Linked DNA regions of Homo sapiens: regions 1 and 3 are each linked to region 2. Evidence: read pairs that join two places in POLR2A ChIA-PET (ENCODE). Cell type or tissue: A673. All regions are shown on one strand. Region 1 has its middle 200 kb from the start of LINC01720. Region 2 overlaps LINC01035 (long intergenic non-protein coding RNA 1035). Region 3 has its middle 230 kb from the start of LINC03121.

Region 1 (2,500 bases), 1.8 Mb before region 2:
TTGAGTATGACTTTGTATGTTTATTTTCTATTTGTTTATGTAAGCTGAAGTGTCTATTTAGATCTTTTGCCCATTTTTAAATTGGGTTGCTTGTTTTCTAATTGTTGAGTTTTACAATATTTTTTGTATATTTTTTATTCAAGTCCTTTATGGGATATTCGTTTTGAAAAAAGCTTATGAGTCTGTACTTTAAATTTTTTAAACAGTATCCTTTGCTACTAAGATGCTGTTATGAGCAGTAGTTTTTAACTTAGTAATATCTAGTTTATCACTTTGTTTTTTCTGCCATGGGTTATTCATCTAGAAATATACTTAAAAGCTCATACAAATCTAAGATCACCAACATTTTCTTCTACAATTTTTTTTTAAATTTTATGTTTTACATTTAATCTGACAATCTATTATGAGTTAATTTTAGTGAAAAGTATAAGGTCTTTTTCTAGTTTTTTGCTTCTCTGTTTTGTTTTGCATAAGGACACCCAATTATTCCAATGCCATTTGGTGAAATGATCAGTCTTCTTTTATTGAAATGCCTTTCCTTTTTGTCAGGTGACTGTATTTCTGTGGGGCTGTATCTCAACATTTTTTCCTGTCTTAATGCTTTAGGTATCTATCTTTTCACGAGAACCATGCTGTCTTGTTTGCCTTAGCTTTGTGGTATGCCTTGAGATTGGGTAGAGTGTGTCTTCTAACTTTGTTCTTCTTAAGCGAAGTAGTATTGATTATTCTAGGTTTTTTGACTTGTCTTATAACCTTTAGAATCAGTATGTCTACACCAAGAAAAGTACAATTTGATGGGATTTAGAGAGAGATTTTGTTGAACATATGTATAATTGGTAAGAGTTGATATCTTAACAACATTGGGTATTCTGATCCATAAATAAATTATTATCTCTCTGTTTATTTAGATTTTTGTGTATTGCTTTTATTAGAGCTTTATAGTTTTCTACATGTATATGCTGTACATATTTTGAAAGACTTATACCCATTTCCTTTTTTGCGTGTGCTATTGTATTTTTAAATATCAAATTATAATTATTCATTACTGGCATATACAAAAGCAATTGACTTTTATATTTAAATCCTGTACCCTGTGATCTTGCTATACTCAGTTAATCATTCCAGAATTTCTTATTGTCATTTCTTTGGGGCTTTCCTCATTGACGTTCATGTTGTCCGCAAACAATGCAAGTAATTTTTTCTTGCTTTCTAATATGTAACCTTTATTTTTTTCTTATATTGTACTATGTAGGACTTCCAGAATATTATTGAGCTTCCTTCCTTCCTTCCTTCCTTCCTTCCTTCCTTCCTTCCTTCCTTCCTTCTCTCTTTCTTTTCTTTCTTTTTCTTCAGAGTCTCACACTGTTGTCTAGGCTAAAGTGGTGTGATCTCGGCTCACTGCCACCTCCACCTCCCAGGTTCAAATTATTGTTGTGCCTCAGCATCCTGAGTAGCTGGGATTACAGGTGTGTGCCACCACACCCAGCTAATTTTTGTATTTTTAGCAGCCACGGGATTTCACCATGTTGGCCAGGCTGGTCTCAAACTCCTGACCTCAGGTGATCCACCCACCTTGTCCTCCCAATCCCATGCTGGGGTTAGAGGCATGAGTCACCATGTCTGGGCTCATGATCTTTATGAAGCTGAGAAATCTTCTCTCTACTCAGTTTACTGAGAGTTTTGTTTCTTTGCTTGTTTGTTTTGCGTGATTGGGTGTTGGATTTGACATTTTTTTCCTCTGTCAATTGGTATTGTCATATGATTATTCTTCTTTGTTATGTTCATCAGTGGTGGATTACACTGATTTTTAAATATGGAACTAATACTACATATCAGAAAGAAATCACACTCAGTTTTTTTTGTATAACTCTTTTTATATACTGTTGAATTCAACTTGCTAATACATTATTAAGCATCCTTGCATCAGTATTAATGAGAAATACAGGCCAATTGTTTCTTTTAATAATATCTTTACCTGATTTGGATATTATAATAATATTGACTTTAAGAATCAGTTAGTAAGCATTTCCTCTATTTTCTTTTTCTGGAAGAGATTGTGAAGAATTGTTATCACTTCTTCATTTAGTGTAGGTAAAATTCAACAGTCAAATAATCTGAATCAGGTGCTTCCTTTCTTAAAATGTTTTTAATTATGGAATAATTTTCTATAATATTAATAAATCAATTCAGATTACCTATTTTTTCTTGTGTGAATTTTTGTGATTTTTTTCTTCCAAGAAAGGTGTACCTTTTATTAAAATAATCAGATTTGAGTGGACTAAGTTGTGTGTGGTAATTCTCTTAATATGACGATTCCTTTAATACATCAATAGTGATAACCTACCTTTCATTTATGAAATTGATGTGTGTTTTCTGTTTTATTTTTGTTTTTAATTTGGTTACTTTTGCTAGCAGTTGCTTTTCTTAATCTTAATAAACATATAATAGCTTCAAAAATTTATTTGTTATATTTCTGTTTTGTTATTTAATAAAAAATTAA
Region 2 (2,500 bases):
CAGGATGATGGCAGCCAAAATTTTCAATAAATATTGTATAATAATAATAAATAATAAGAGCTCAAAAAGTATACACTATTGGTGTAGCAGTTTAAAGCCTCCAATGCATTATTTTACTCATTACTTGGTTTATGTAATGACCTTTGAATAAAGAAAAAGTCATTTTCAACACTGTTTAAGAGAAATTGAAGAAGAAAGCCACGCATCAAGTTATTAGAAGTAAAATTTAAGCCTCCATTTTGCCTAAGAAACATTGCCTATCCGAAATCCTCTAAATCTATTTGCTGTAAGCATGCAGGTTTTGGTGCAGACATTATCTAAGCCGATAGACTCAGCTACACTGTATATTTTTATCTTTCTGAATCCAAGCTTCTCTGTTATGCCAACCTATAACACTCACAAAATTCAAATGTTACTTGGGCTTCCTGCAAATGTAAAAATTTTTCGGTCTATTAAAAGTTTTGATAACCTTAACGCTTTGAAGGATACGGATGTTGTACTTTGAAGAATATCTTTCAATTAGGGTTTATTTAGGGTGGTTTCTCATTATTAGACTAGAGTTTATGGGTCTTGTAGAGGAAGATCACTGACATAAATTGCCATTACCATCACAATTTATCAAGGGTAGATAGTATCAACATGAGCTATTACTGTGTACATTGACTTGATCAGCTAGTTGAGCTAGTGTTTGTGAGATGTCTCAAGCATAAAGTTATCATTTTTTTCTTATTTTCCATACTGTACTCTTTGGAAAGAATTCGCTATGCACAGTCCATCATTTATGAGGTAGAAAGTTTTGTTGGAGGCAGAGTATCTACATAAAGTATTTGGAATTCTTCACATCTGTTGTCTGTTCCCTCCCTTCCTTCTTTTTTTCCCTCCTTCCCTCCTTGATTACCTGGTTGATTGTCTCCTTGATCCTCTTCCTTTCCTTTCCTTTCATTTTCCTTCCTTCCTTCCTTCCTTTCTTCCTTCCTTCCTTCCCTCCGTCCCTCCCTCCCTCTTTCCCTCCCTCCCTCCCTCCCTTCCTTCCTTCCTTCCTTCCTTCCCTCCGTCCCTCCCTCCCTCTTTCCCTCCCTCCCTCCCTCCCTCCCTCCCTCCCTCCCTCCCTCCCTTCCTTCCTTCCTTCCTTCCTTCCTTCTTTCCTTCCTTCTTTTGTGCATGTGTTTTGTTATGGATTTGTGAATATTTAATTTATACTTTGAGCTATAGCCCAATGCTATGCTAACTTAGTTTTTCTTCAAATCATTTCTACTTTGGTCATTGGGAGCTAAATCAGTTGCGAGTTATGACCTTTTGTCACATGTAATCATCGTGGATTTTAAAAACTTCCTCACTTTCTGGCACTATGAGATGTTTCAGGTTCATCTTGTATATTTCCTGTCCCAGCCCTTGAATTACCAATTTCTTCCAGGAGTCCTTTGTTTTATTGGCAAGTGGATGAGAAAATAAGATCTAAGTGCTAGTTGTGTTCAGTGGTACAAAAATTGCACGGGTCCTCTTGGCTGACAAAGAAAGGAAATATATGTCTGTATATTTACATGTTTGTAAATATTTATATATGTATATATCTGTATCTATATTAAGCCCTGCGTAAGTTCATACTTAGGTCTCTCAACAATTACAGTACCACATGCATCCTTCTCTAATGATGAGAAACCAGTTTCCCACCGTATACCATCTATTACTTAATTGTTCAATTTATATTTCACATTTTCAGAGTTGTGAGCTTGTACTCCCATGGAAAAATGCATTTACCAACTACAGTACAGTGCCTTCTGTCTTTTGACTGAGTTTCCATTTATCTCCTAAGTTAATTAAATATGCGTCTTTTTCTTCACCCTTCCATCCATGTCTTTAGGCAGCTTAAACTCATTCTTTTTTATCACTGAATAGTATTCAATTGCATAAAGATATCACAGGTTTTTACCCATTCTCCTCTCCTGTCAAATGACATCTTTGTCGCAACAATGAATTATTTTTGGCAATTATGAATAAAGCTGCTGTAACCATTTATTGTCAGACTTTATATGTACATATTATTTCAAATCAGTTAAGTAAATACTTAGGAGCATGACTGCTGGATCTTGTAGTAGGACTATTTTTGAAGATCTTGAAGAGAAAGACACTACCATACAGCCAATGATTGTCTTATTCAAAATGCCAATGCTTTTATTGTAAAAATAATTTCTTTTAGAAAATTGATTTGCTAAACTACTATGTGCAGAACAGTAACAGCCCAAAACTTTTGTCAAAGTTACAAAGCTGATTTACTGTACTTTTTGTGAAAGTACATCTGTTCATTTCTAATGTGAGAAAATCATACAGATTTACATGCCCACATTGAAACTGATCAGCACATTTAAAAATCATATGTTGCAATTTAAGGCTTAGTTTTCTCCCTTTGTACTTCTGATAATTGTGAATAGAAACATCACATTTCCTGAGGTGTAATAATGTATCTTGGAAAAATCAACATTTATGGTCATGAATTGCAATA
Region 3 (2,500 bases), 530 kb after region 2:
TTAGGGAGATAAAGAGATAGATATACATGAAAATTAAAGGTGATCTGAATAAAATTAAAATGAAATACATAGGAACCTGGGAATTACCAAAAATAACTATTATTAAAAGAGATTTTAAATCACATCTTAATAATTTATTGCACATATCTATCTTAGCATAAATGGAATACATTATTTATGGATTTCTTTAGATCAGTAGAACTCTTCAAAATAAGAAGATGGATATAAAGGTAGACTTTAGTGTATTTTGATTCAAATTTCAATAATGGAAATGAGTTATAAGTTTTACTATATTCTGTTGATTAAGTGTACTGTAAAAGTCTCCACCATCCATTACATTTTATTCCCTAACTGCCTTAATGTAGCAATTAGAAGTCGATTAGAAATGTCCAAGAACAATAATACTTAAAGATCAATTAGGAACCCATGCTGCTAGAAAGATTAAATATTTACTAAAATAACAAGAGCCTTGAAACTAATGGTTCCAACTTCATTACTTGAATACATTTTTGAACTGCTATTTTCTGCCTCACTTCACTGTAATTGCAAAATGTAATAGTAGCAGTAAATGTTTCAGACTAAAGTACATAAAAGGCGTAAAGCTTTTAGGTCATAATGACACTTGTTTAGATATAGTACACAGAATCACAAGCAGTTTTTGTTACAAGTATATAAAGGTCTAATTGAAAAGAAAACTTTGTAATTATATTATTTAAGACTAATTATATTTAATTCAATTGATGGAAAATAAAGCTACTACGTTTATTTCTTATGAAGAAAACAAAATTAAAATGTGTTGGACTACTTATTATGCCTCGGTAATTTACATGGTAACAATAAAGTCAGAGTTATATGAAAATTAAGTTAAACATTTCTAAGAAAGTTGTTTCTAACTTTCTCTCCCATAAATGTTGCTGCCATTAAAAAGTTTTAACTATTAAATTTGTATATATTTTGATGATTTACTGCATAGATTATAAGGAAGCATTGAGGTATTTTTAACAGTGGCTTATAGACATGATATAGTTATACTTCTGAGGGTAAGTTTTGTTCACATACAAGCAGAACTATTCCGTCAACATTCTCAGAATAAGGAAAAAATCAGCATGCATGTAGTCACACGCAATAGCCACCTAAGTGACACGACTTACGTCTGGGTTACTGGGATACCAAGGTGAAAACCTTAAAAAAAATGAAAAGAGAGAGGGGGAGGGAGGGAGGGAAGAAAGGAAGGAAGGAAGGAAGGAAATAGAAATCCAATACTGAATAGATGGAAGGAGGGAAGGAAGGAAGAAAGGAAAGAATGAAGGAAGGAAAGGAAGGATATAGAAATCCAATACTGAATAGATGGAAGGAAGGAAGGAAGGAAGGAAAGAAGGAAGGAAGGAAGGAAGGAGGGAGGGAGGGAGGGAGGGTGGGAGGGGAGGAGGGAGGAAGAAAGGAAGAATAGACATAGAAATCCAACATTGAATAGATATTTGGTAAGGGCCATGTCCTAGAAGGAAAATATACAATCATTTGCTATATGAGGCCTCCCAGGAATACTCAAAAAGAATTCTAGTAAAGTGGGAATGATGCTTATCTTTCAGAGAGGAAAAAAAGAACAAAGGTCATTTGAATAATGAACCTTAACACAGAGAATTGTCCCATAGATACTGTACATTTGAAAAGAGAGAACATTATAATTATTGTTAATAACAATATGATGTATATCAAGTGTTTTACAGAATGTGGGACATGATTTTCATGTCCCACCAAATGAGCCCAAAAAAAAGGTTTATTTAAAATAAAACAAATATGTTTAGTTGGAATAATCTAACATTGGTACATATACATATCAAATTTTCCATTTTAAAAATATTAAATGTAACATTTTTATAGTAAAATAGATTAAAAGTAATATGCACTCAGAAAATTATTTTTTGGATTATTTGTTCGATGATAAAGATGAAAATAATACTCCAGGTCACATTTTTCTATTAATCAAACAAAAGTATGAGAAATAAGATATTTTCATTAATTAATCCTTGCACCTTTCTCAACATATATTTATGCTATGTAAATTTCAATATGTATTTAAATCCTACATTTCTCACAAAACATTAGTAATTTGTAATTATATACTGACGCATGCATCAGAAAAGCCTAGTCTGAAATGAATACATTCAAATCTTTATCTGACTACTTCATGTATTTCCAAAATGCATGATATTTAATCTCCAGAAAAATCATCCAGATGATATTTGACATAAGTTGCAGATATCCCAATACTTACAAGATGATGACTCATTAAAATCTATGTCATTAACTAATAACCAGTACTCAGGTAAGTGAAAGCCATTTTGAAGACAAAAATTAATTAATATGTTTATCAGTCCTGGTTATCCAGATAAATGAGACTAATGGGATAAATATAGATACTTAGAAGGAGATATTTGTTACGGGCATTGGCTCATGCAATTGTAGTAGATAGGAAGGCCTACTATCTGCCTTCTGCAAG

Evidence for each region. ChIA-PET counts read pairs that join two places held together with the same protein. Peaks named below come from ENCODE experiments on the same cell type or tissue, not always from the same donor. Only the 100,000 strongest peaks of a DNase experiment are listed, where the experiment ranks them.
Region 1: POLR2A ChIA-PET joins it to region 2 with 17 read pairs; 1 of 35 experiments calls an interaction of 5 or more read pairs at or near these places.
Region 3: POLR2A ChIA-PET joins it to region 2 with 5 read pairs; 1 of 35 experiments calls an interaction of 5 or more read pairs at or near these places.

Annotation. Positions count from the first base shown.
Region 1 is chr1:190,822,268-190,824,767 of GRCh38, reverse strand. No RefSeq gene overlaps it. Among named protein-coding and RNA genes, the nearest start is that of LINC01720, 200 kb to the right of the region's middle. RefSeq lists a silencer at 522-722. In A673, no CTCF peak of the experiment used is centred here; a DNase peak (open chromatin) is centred at 1,277; H3K27ac peaks cover 1,713 bases.
Region 2 is chr1:188,976,970-188,979,469 of GRCh38, reverse strand. The region is part of intron 1 of LINC01035 (long intergenic non-protein coding RNA 1035); the gene reads right to left. Among named protein-coding and RNA genes, the nearest start is that of LINC01035, 73 kb to the right of the region's middle. In A673, no CTCF peak of the experiment used is centred here; DNase peaks (open chromatin) are centred at 799 and 1,339; H3K27ac peaks cover 2,164 bases.
Region 3 is chr1:188,445,753-188,448,252 of GRCh38, reverse strand. No RefSeq gene overlaps it. Among named protein-coding and RNA genes, the nearest start is that of LINC03121, 230 kb to the right of the region's middle. In A673, no CTCF peak of the experiment used is centred here; a DNase peak (open chromatin) is centred at 1,172; H3K27ac peaks cover 919 bases.